Regions from separate parts of the Homo sapiens genome. Here region 1 is linked to region 2. The links are chromatin loops, found by intact Hi-C in ENCODE. Cell type or tissue: PC-3. All regions are shown on one strand.

Region 1 (4,000 bases), 120 kb after region 2:
CTGTCCCTTATCTTCTCCTAATAGCTCTCTTTTCTTTCTTTCTCTCTCTCTCTCTCTCTCTCTTTTTTTTGAGACAGGATCTCGCTTTGTCATCCAGGCCGGAATACAGTGGCATGATCATGGCTCACTGCAGCCTCCAACTCCTGGGCTCAAGTGATCCTCCTACCTCAGTCTCCTGAGTAGCTAGGACTATAAGCACACACCACCACACCAGCTAATTTTTAAATTTATTTTTATTTTTATAGAGACAGGGTTTCACTATGTTGCCCAGGCTGGCCTCGAACTCGTGGCCTCAAGCAGTCCTCCTGCCTCAGCCTCCCAAAGTGCTGGTATTACAAGCATAAGCCAATATGCCCAGTCTCTCTCTCTTTCTTTCTTTTCTTTTCTTTCCTTCCTTCCTCCCTCCCTCCCTCCTTTCCTCCCTCTCTCTCTTTCTTTCTCTCTTCCTTCCTTTCTCTCTTTCTCTCTTCCTTCCTCCCTCCCTTCCCCTTCCTTACTTCTTCTCTTTCCTTCCCTTCCATTCCATTCCCTTCCCTTCCTCCCTACCTCCTTCCCTCTCTCCCTCCATCCCTTTCTCCCTCCATTCCTTTTTTCCTTTCTTTCTCTCTGTCTCTTTCTCTCTGTCTCTTTCTCTCTCCCTTTCTTTCTTTCTTTTTCCCTTATGAATCATGTTCTCTGCACCTTCCAGAGCCGTGGTTGGAAAAATTAGATTGCTTCTTGGAATCTACAGTAGAATGTCTGGTTGAAAATCACTTCTGGAAAAGCCAGGATAGCCAGAACAGGCCTTCAGATTTGTTTATTCATTCAACAAATATTTATTGAGCAGCTATTTATGTGCAGACCTCTGAGATTAAAGTTATTGGCAACCTATAAGCCAGAAGAGAGATAGTTTTACCCATTTGACATATAGGCTTAATTGAAGATTAAGGGTTGTCCTAAACAACCTTGTTTTATTCCCTGGCCCTATGTTCATAATCACTAATTATTGCTACAAAACAAAGTGCCCCCAGAGAACTTTTACAAATATTTTAAACATCCTAATGGTCATACTGGTTTGCCTTGGATGTCACTAGATTGTGAATGGTAATTAGTTTTCTTTTTCCAGCTGAGGGCCCCTTAGGCATTGCCATGTCTGGCCCTTTCAAATTCTTTCTGAGCAATTGGTTTCTAGATAATTGTAATCAGTCGTTTCCTATGGGCAAACCCTTCTCAATAATGAGCTCATCATCCCATCAGGTGAAAATGCAGCAGCACAATTAATATTTTGGGGATGAAAACAAATTACTGTTTGCTGAATAATGAGCCCTGAGTCCTGTTTTAGAGCTGAATATGCAGTGCAAGACCAAAATTTAATTCTTTTCATGAGAACTGACAGACTTTACTTCAAACCAACTACACTTCATTAAAACTGTGATAACAGTCTGCAAAGCAGCATAGAAATATTGCAGCTGTGGGCTCTCAGAGAGAAGGAAAGAATCCTTATATTGTTCAAATATGACACAATGCGTTTGTAATGGAGTCACTCCATCCCAGATATATTCGGATTCAATGCACTGATTCTCCTCCCCTGCCACTCGGGTTCACTTAATGGTGAAAGGGAGGCAGCAGCCAAAGCAGCCAATTCTCTTACTTGCTTTAGACTGTACAGAAACTGAGCCACCCGAGTTGGGGGTGCCAGGGTGCAGAAGGATAAGAAGGGTAAATCCCACTGAAGAAGAGTCTGGTACGAGGACCAACAGCAATTTGGGCAGGTCACGTCCAGCCAAGATGTGGAGGAGGAAAATGTGGGTGGAGACTCAATGGGCTTCGTGGAGGTAGAGGTGATGACCACCCTTTGTGACTGCATGAGTCACTCTGCCTTTGGATGAGGGATTTGGGGCCCGAGGCCACTCAGAGAACATCTCCAGGAAGCCTTTTCTAACTCCCCGGACTGTGAGATGGCCTCTCTGTGCTCCCAAGGTGCCTTGAACACACTCCTCTACAGTTCTTACCACCTGCTGAAATTGTCTGCTTTTTCACAGTGGTTGGCACCATGGTCTTTGGAGAAAGGCAGTATGGCTTTGTCACTAATTAGCTGTGTGACCTTAGGCAAGTCACATAACCTCTCTGAGCCTCAGCTTCCTTACAAATAATATTTAATAGGGTAGATGTGGGAATTAAAATGAGTTAGTAAAAGGCCTGGCATATACTAATCGTTATTACCATCATCATTAGTGATATCATCTTTTCTACTCCATCATAAGTTTCTCAAATGCAGGGTTCACATTATTTATCTTCATCTACTAAGAGTTCAGCACACAGATGCTCTCAATAAAGGTCTATTCAACAGATTTCACATCAGCAGCTGCTAGATCATAGTAAGAGGACAGATGTGCCTTTCTTGGGAAGATGATTGCCCTGGAGGAAGCTAACAGTCAACAGTGACTCAGAGATAGTCACCTCCTCCCCTGTGTGTTCACAGTGGTCAGTGAGAAGTGATAGCAATGACCTTTCCTGTGAGAGGTTAGAATAGGAAAGATTTCTTGATAAGAAGATGGTATGACAAATTCAAAGAATCTTTCACCAGAAACAAGCTCTGAGCCAGTGTGACTATTCAGGCCTGTCTCCCAGGAAAAGCTTCCTGATAGAGCCCGGCATTATGTGTGTAGAAAACGTAGCTGTGGGTTAACTTTTTACCCCTCTCCATCTGCACTGCCTTTAGTGGGCTTCCAGTGGTGGGGGTTGGGGGCGTTCTCTGGTTAGCTTGGCTGCCCACACTGTGCCTATGTGTGCTATGCACTCACACGGGCCTCAGTCCTAATGAGAGTTATTGGAAGCCGAAGGCGCTTCTGAGGGAGGATTTCTCTGTACAAACAGCCACATTTGCTCGTATCTGAGATATACAGGTGTGGTCAGGTCTAAGGGGAAGAACATGGATAATTTTCCAGCTCCTTTTTAGACCTTTGAAGGCAGGAAATAATTGGGGTTTGTGTGTTTGTATGTGTGTGATGAGAGAGAGAGAGAAAAAAATAAGAAGATAAGAAGAAGAGAAGGGAAACTCATGGCATTTCTAAGCAAATTGTTTCCACAATAATGTTGCCCCTCTTAAAATTAGCATAGTTCGTGAAATGCAGAGCTGTGTTGTGACTCAGAAATATTTCAGACAGCAGTGTTTCCACCAATTCATCAGAGATGTTATTAAGCCAGAGAATGACTAAAATCTGGTGATATAGGTGAAATAAAAACTGCTTTCAGCAGCCTTTCTCAAGGAGTGAGACTGGCTCGCCTCTGGCACAGTGGACTTCAAAATTAAAGGGGGAGACATTCGTGTGATATGGTAGCAAAAATACAGCTAAGGAGAAAGCCTCATTATGAGCAAGCAATAGAAGAGAAAATGCCAGTAGGCATTGAGACGTCCGAACTGTGGTCCAGAACCTGCTACTAACTAATGTGTGACCTTGGGCAAGTCACTTCATTTCTTTAGACCTCAGTTTTTGCATCTGGCAAATCTCCTCCAGCTCTAATATTGTAACTTATTAAAGCATAGAAGTACATCCAAATGAAATGATAAATAAGACATAGCTATATTATTTCCCTATCTTTGTACATTGGAATTGTGATTGTGTGTTAGTCCATGTTTATCAATGTCTAGACAATATTCAAATGGGCTCTATATCAATTCTCTTTCCAGTGTTTCCTACAATGAAAATTTCTGTATCCTTAAAAAAATGAAAAGATCCCCAAATCGTGGCATCTAATTTAAGAGATGATTTCTACCACTACTTCTTTCATCCAGTTCTTTAATAAGCATGTTTAATACCAACTGTGTGCCCAGTGCTGTTGAAAGGAAGATGGCAATAAGACTGCATTTAAGAAACCACCACAGAATCATGGCCTAACAAAACAATATTAGCAGCATCTTGGCATCTGTCCCAGGATCTGACCTGCACATACATTTTGAAGTGAGCATTTACATGAGTATTTTAGCTGAAGGCAGCTAAAATTCCAGGGCACACCTACC
Region 2 (4,000 bases):
TTGTCTTAATGCGTTATCTGTTGTGTATTTGTGCTATTGTGTTTCTTCTAGTTCTTTATTTCTGAAATATGTTTAATTTTTGAGTTTTGTTGCCTCATTTCTGTGTATTTCTAGTTTTGATTTTTCATTCAGGTTTTCTATCATTTTTAAAATGTCGTCCGACTCATTTTGAAGTGTGAGTTGACAATTTTGTTGTTCTGTGGGCGTGCCTTTCCAGCATGCTTTCTTTGCCTGTGGAATGCTATTCAGCTCATATTCTTTCCCCTTGTAATAACTTTGTGTGGTATCTTGTGTGATACTTTTCTATGGCTCATTTTTAGTAAAAGTAGTTTTTCTAAACTTCAGAATGAGGAGGGGTTCAGAGCAGCTTTTCTTACTTCACTCGGCTCCTTTTGTTGTTTTTGTGTAGTATTCAAATATGGCAGCTTGCTTTCTGAGCTTTCTTGGCTCTGCTCCTCTCCCTCAGTTTGGTCTGAACTCTCCATTTCCTTTGTCTCTCTTGTCCCTATTCTGCTCCATTTTGATTGCACTCCAGCAGCTTCCCCGCAGCATGGCCCCTGTCCTAGAAGGGGGCCTGATCGGTTTGGGGAGTTGCTAGAGACCCCTTCTCACTGCAGGCCACTTGCATTCACTTGTTATTGGAGAGGGCAGCACCTCCCAGTTTCAACTGCTCTTCTCACATTGGTCCTCTGTTTTCCAGTGAATACCTGTTGTGGTTTTTCTGTTCTCAGGTTCATAAGTCACAGTCCCCATTGCTTTCCTCTTTTTCCTCCTGCACTGATAGGCCCCATGCAGGTTTAGGGATTTCTGGTAGTTTGTTTCTACTCACTTATATTTGGGGGCTCAGAGGGATACCCCTTCATCTCATTTTGTTATAAGTGTTGTCCATGGGTTTTGGGTTTTGCTATCTTGTTTTCCTATTTTTATGTGGGGACTTGGAGAGATTGAAAGACTATGCTTGCCACTACTGCTGTCTTCCCAGAATCTTCCCCTCATAGGGAGCTCTTGATAAATCTGCCCCCCACCACCCTGCTCCACCAGTTTCCTTCTCACTTAGAACAGGAAGAACTATTTTGGATTCCATGGCGGAGACCTTGAAAAGTGTTTCTGATGGGGAACTCTCTGCTCCTTTTTTTCCCTCCCTTTATTCTGCCAGGTAGATTTGAGGACGGAGGGGTTAGCGGTGTGACAGGATGGTGTGTCCATTTCCTGTCTTGTTCTACATAGGACTAAACCAAAAGAGGAGTGAGAGTGGAATGGTTCAGAGATAAAAGCTGTCTCTGCCTCACCTAAAGCTTGAGTTACTTATTGTTAAGTGAGAAGAAATATTTAAGATACAGGTTTTTTTGAGGCTTACATTACACTTCCAGGAGGAGGCAGGTGCCACAAGGGGAAACCAGCACTGTGACCTGAGAAACATTTTTAATGCTATGTTCACATGGGGAAAATTGGAGAGGTCTGGGATTTAACCCTGTCATAAAGATTAGTCATGTGCATATAAAAACACAGCAGCCCTCACAAGGTGGGGTTTCCTCCTCACTCTTGCCTCTGGAGGAAGCCTGCCATATGACTGAAGTCAGCACTCCTTCCTTCCTGGCTAGCAGGCCCTGTGTCCTCCCCAGGTCAGGGACAGACTGTCAAATCACCAGACTCTGCGATTTTTCTGTGCAGGTGCCAGGCATCCTCAGAAATCTGAGTGCTGTCCTGCTTGCAGCTCTCACTGGCAGCCAGGGCTGCATTTGAGTTGGGAGCAGGCGAGAAGGCCCCCTTTGATTGGCATTTCCTTTATTAGCTGGGAGCCTACAAACAATCAACCCTTCCAGCATGCCAGCATTCAGTGTTTGGCCCGTGAGTGTGTCTTGGTGACCTTTATTTGCATTGGCCTGCAGATAATAGTTTCCTCAGTGAGGAGGAGGCGGGAGGAGGTAAACAGCATACATGAAGCCTAAGTATTAACTGTGAGGACTTAAGTATAGGATGTGCGGCTAGGTCTGGCAACCTCAGTTCCGCTGCCCTTTGTGAAGGGGACAGGGACTATATCATTAGCCACCCTGGCCAAGCACCACTGCAGGGGCACTTACAGGTTCAAAGATTTTAGACAGTAAATAGCCAGTGACCTTCAGAGGTCCCTAAACCAGGAGGCCACACCTGATAACTATGGAAGGAACCAAAGTCAGCAATCTAGGAGAGGTTGCCAACCGGTGGCCTGCAGACGAGTTTCATTCAACTTCAGAAAGTTTGAAAAAAAATGTAATTAGTTGTCAACATATCTCCTGCTAAATATCAGGAGACTTCGTGCTTAAAAACAAACAAACAAAACAAAAAAACACCAATTTCTGACTTCTCTTGAGAAACGAGAGGACTGTAAACCATTGGCTGGAGCTGAGTGGCAGCTGCCCCCTAATTCAGGGAACTCTGTTCTTCTCCTTGCCATAGTCCTCCCTCTCCTCTACCATTAGTTTTACTCTTTTTCCTGGATTATTCCCATCAGCATACAAACCTACTGTTAGTTCTCCTTTCTTAAAAAAGTCGACCTTTCCTTGACTTTACTTCCCCTAACAGCTGCTCCCCACTTTCTTTCTCTTCTTTGCAGCAAAAACTATTTAAAAGAGTTGTTCACACTCAGTGTCTGTTTCTCTCTCCCATTCTCTTTGCAGTCAAGCTTTGACGCCCATGGCTCCACCCAGTGCCGTGTGATGTATGTCACAGTGTGATAATCTTTGTGATCAGCCTTGTGGCTTTAAAAAGCCTGTGAGTCCCAAATGCATCTCCAGCTCAGGCCTTCCTCTGGAACTGCAGTCATAGATCCAGCTGCCTACCTGATGCCTCTTCTTGGTGACTAATTGAACTCATATATCTGGCACATCCAGACTGAACTCTTGGCCCTCCCACTTTTACCAGCCAGCTTCCATGTACCTCTCAGTATCCACTCTCCACCTTCCCCAACCTCCCTCACTTTCGGCCCTGGGAGAATGACTTGTATGTGCCCTTCTACTCTCTGGCTTCTGGTTGTCAGATCTGAAGAGAGAGGAGAGCAAGGTCAGAGTGTTTGATTCCTCAGCGTAGTCCAGGGCTGACTGCATCCCTCTATCAAAGGCAAGTCAACACAGCCATCTCCTCAGGATCCTTTCCTTTCTGAGCAGTTAGGCCTAGGGCTGGTCACTGCCTGCTGTTTACCAGCCTTGGGGTATCGTGCTCTCACTTGTGGTTTCGCTACCCCCTGCCCAAACCTTTGTAAATAGCCTCTTCATGAAACCCTCCATGAATTAACCTAATTTGAGTGTGCCATCTGTTTCCTGCTAGGACCTTGATTGTACCCCATATTGTCACCCTTTTTATTTGAAGAGGATATTTTGGAGAGTGACCACCCCTTGCATGAGGACGGTTAGCAAGGCGAACATGTGCCCATCATTTTAATGTTACACTTTGATGGAAGCTGGAGGGAAAGCAGAGCCACACAATCATTCCAATAAATACCTGTAATTAGACCTTCACCCAAGGGGACAGATAACAATTTGGAAGTAAATGCAAATGAGATGAAAGAGCATTTGCCTTAGATAATAACTCTTTTGTATAAGTCGCAGACTCGTGATTCACTCCAGCTGTGGGAATGTAAAACTGTGATTCATAGAAACCTCCAAAGAAGGCTGTGAACTGCATTCCTATGCATTTGCAGCCATTTTTGCCAAGATACATGTAATAGGGGAATATTGCCTCTCCCTACTCTGAAGAGTTGACATTGTGTTAGCTGCCAGAGACAGAGAAAACCATTATTAATTTATCTACAGACACTGACCCAAGCCACTCAGTAAACAGGATGATCAATGCAAGGATTATGTTTCATTGATGCCATTGTTTACTCTTGTTAATGCTATTTATATGCTCAGCAAAAACTCCCACAAGATCCCAGTGCTTCACAGTTTTTTAAAATCTGATTGATTATAAATGGAAGAAATATGGTAGCTCATCTACCGGGGATGGTTGGGACAGCAGAAGGGGA

Evidence for each region. Peaks named below come from ENCODE experiments on the same cell type or tissue, not always from the same donor. Only the 100,000 strongest peaks of a DNase experiment are listed, where the experiment ranks them.
Region 1: it touches region 2 in a loop (6-fold over the local background); 1 of 110 quality-filtered maps calls a loop at or near these places.

The regions. Positions count from the first base shown.
Region 1 is chr14:32,008,310-32,012,309 of GRCh38, forward strand. No RefSeq gene overlaps it. Among named protein-coding and RNA genes, the nearest start is that of LINC02313, 65 kb to the left of the region's middle. In PC-3, no CTCF peak of the experiment used is centred here; DNase peaks (open chromatin) are centred at 2,452 and 3,972; H3K4me3 peaks cover 444 bases; H3K27ac peaks cover 2,247 bases.
Region 2 is chr14:31,891,767-31,895,766 of GRCh38, forward strand. No RefSeq gene overlaps it. Among named protein-coding and RNA genes, the nearest start is that of LINC02313, 51 kb to the right of the region's middle. In PC-3, no CTCF peak of the experiment used is centred here; DNase peaks (open chromatin) are centred at 1,515 and 3,635; H3K27ac peaks cover 2,166 bases.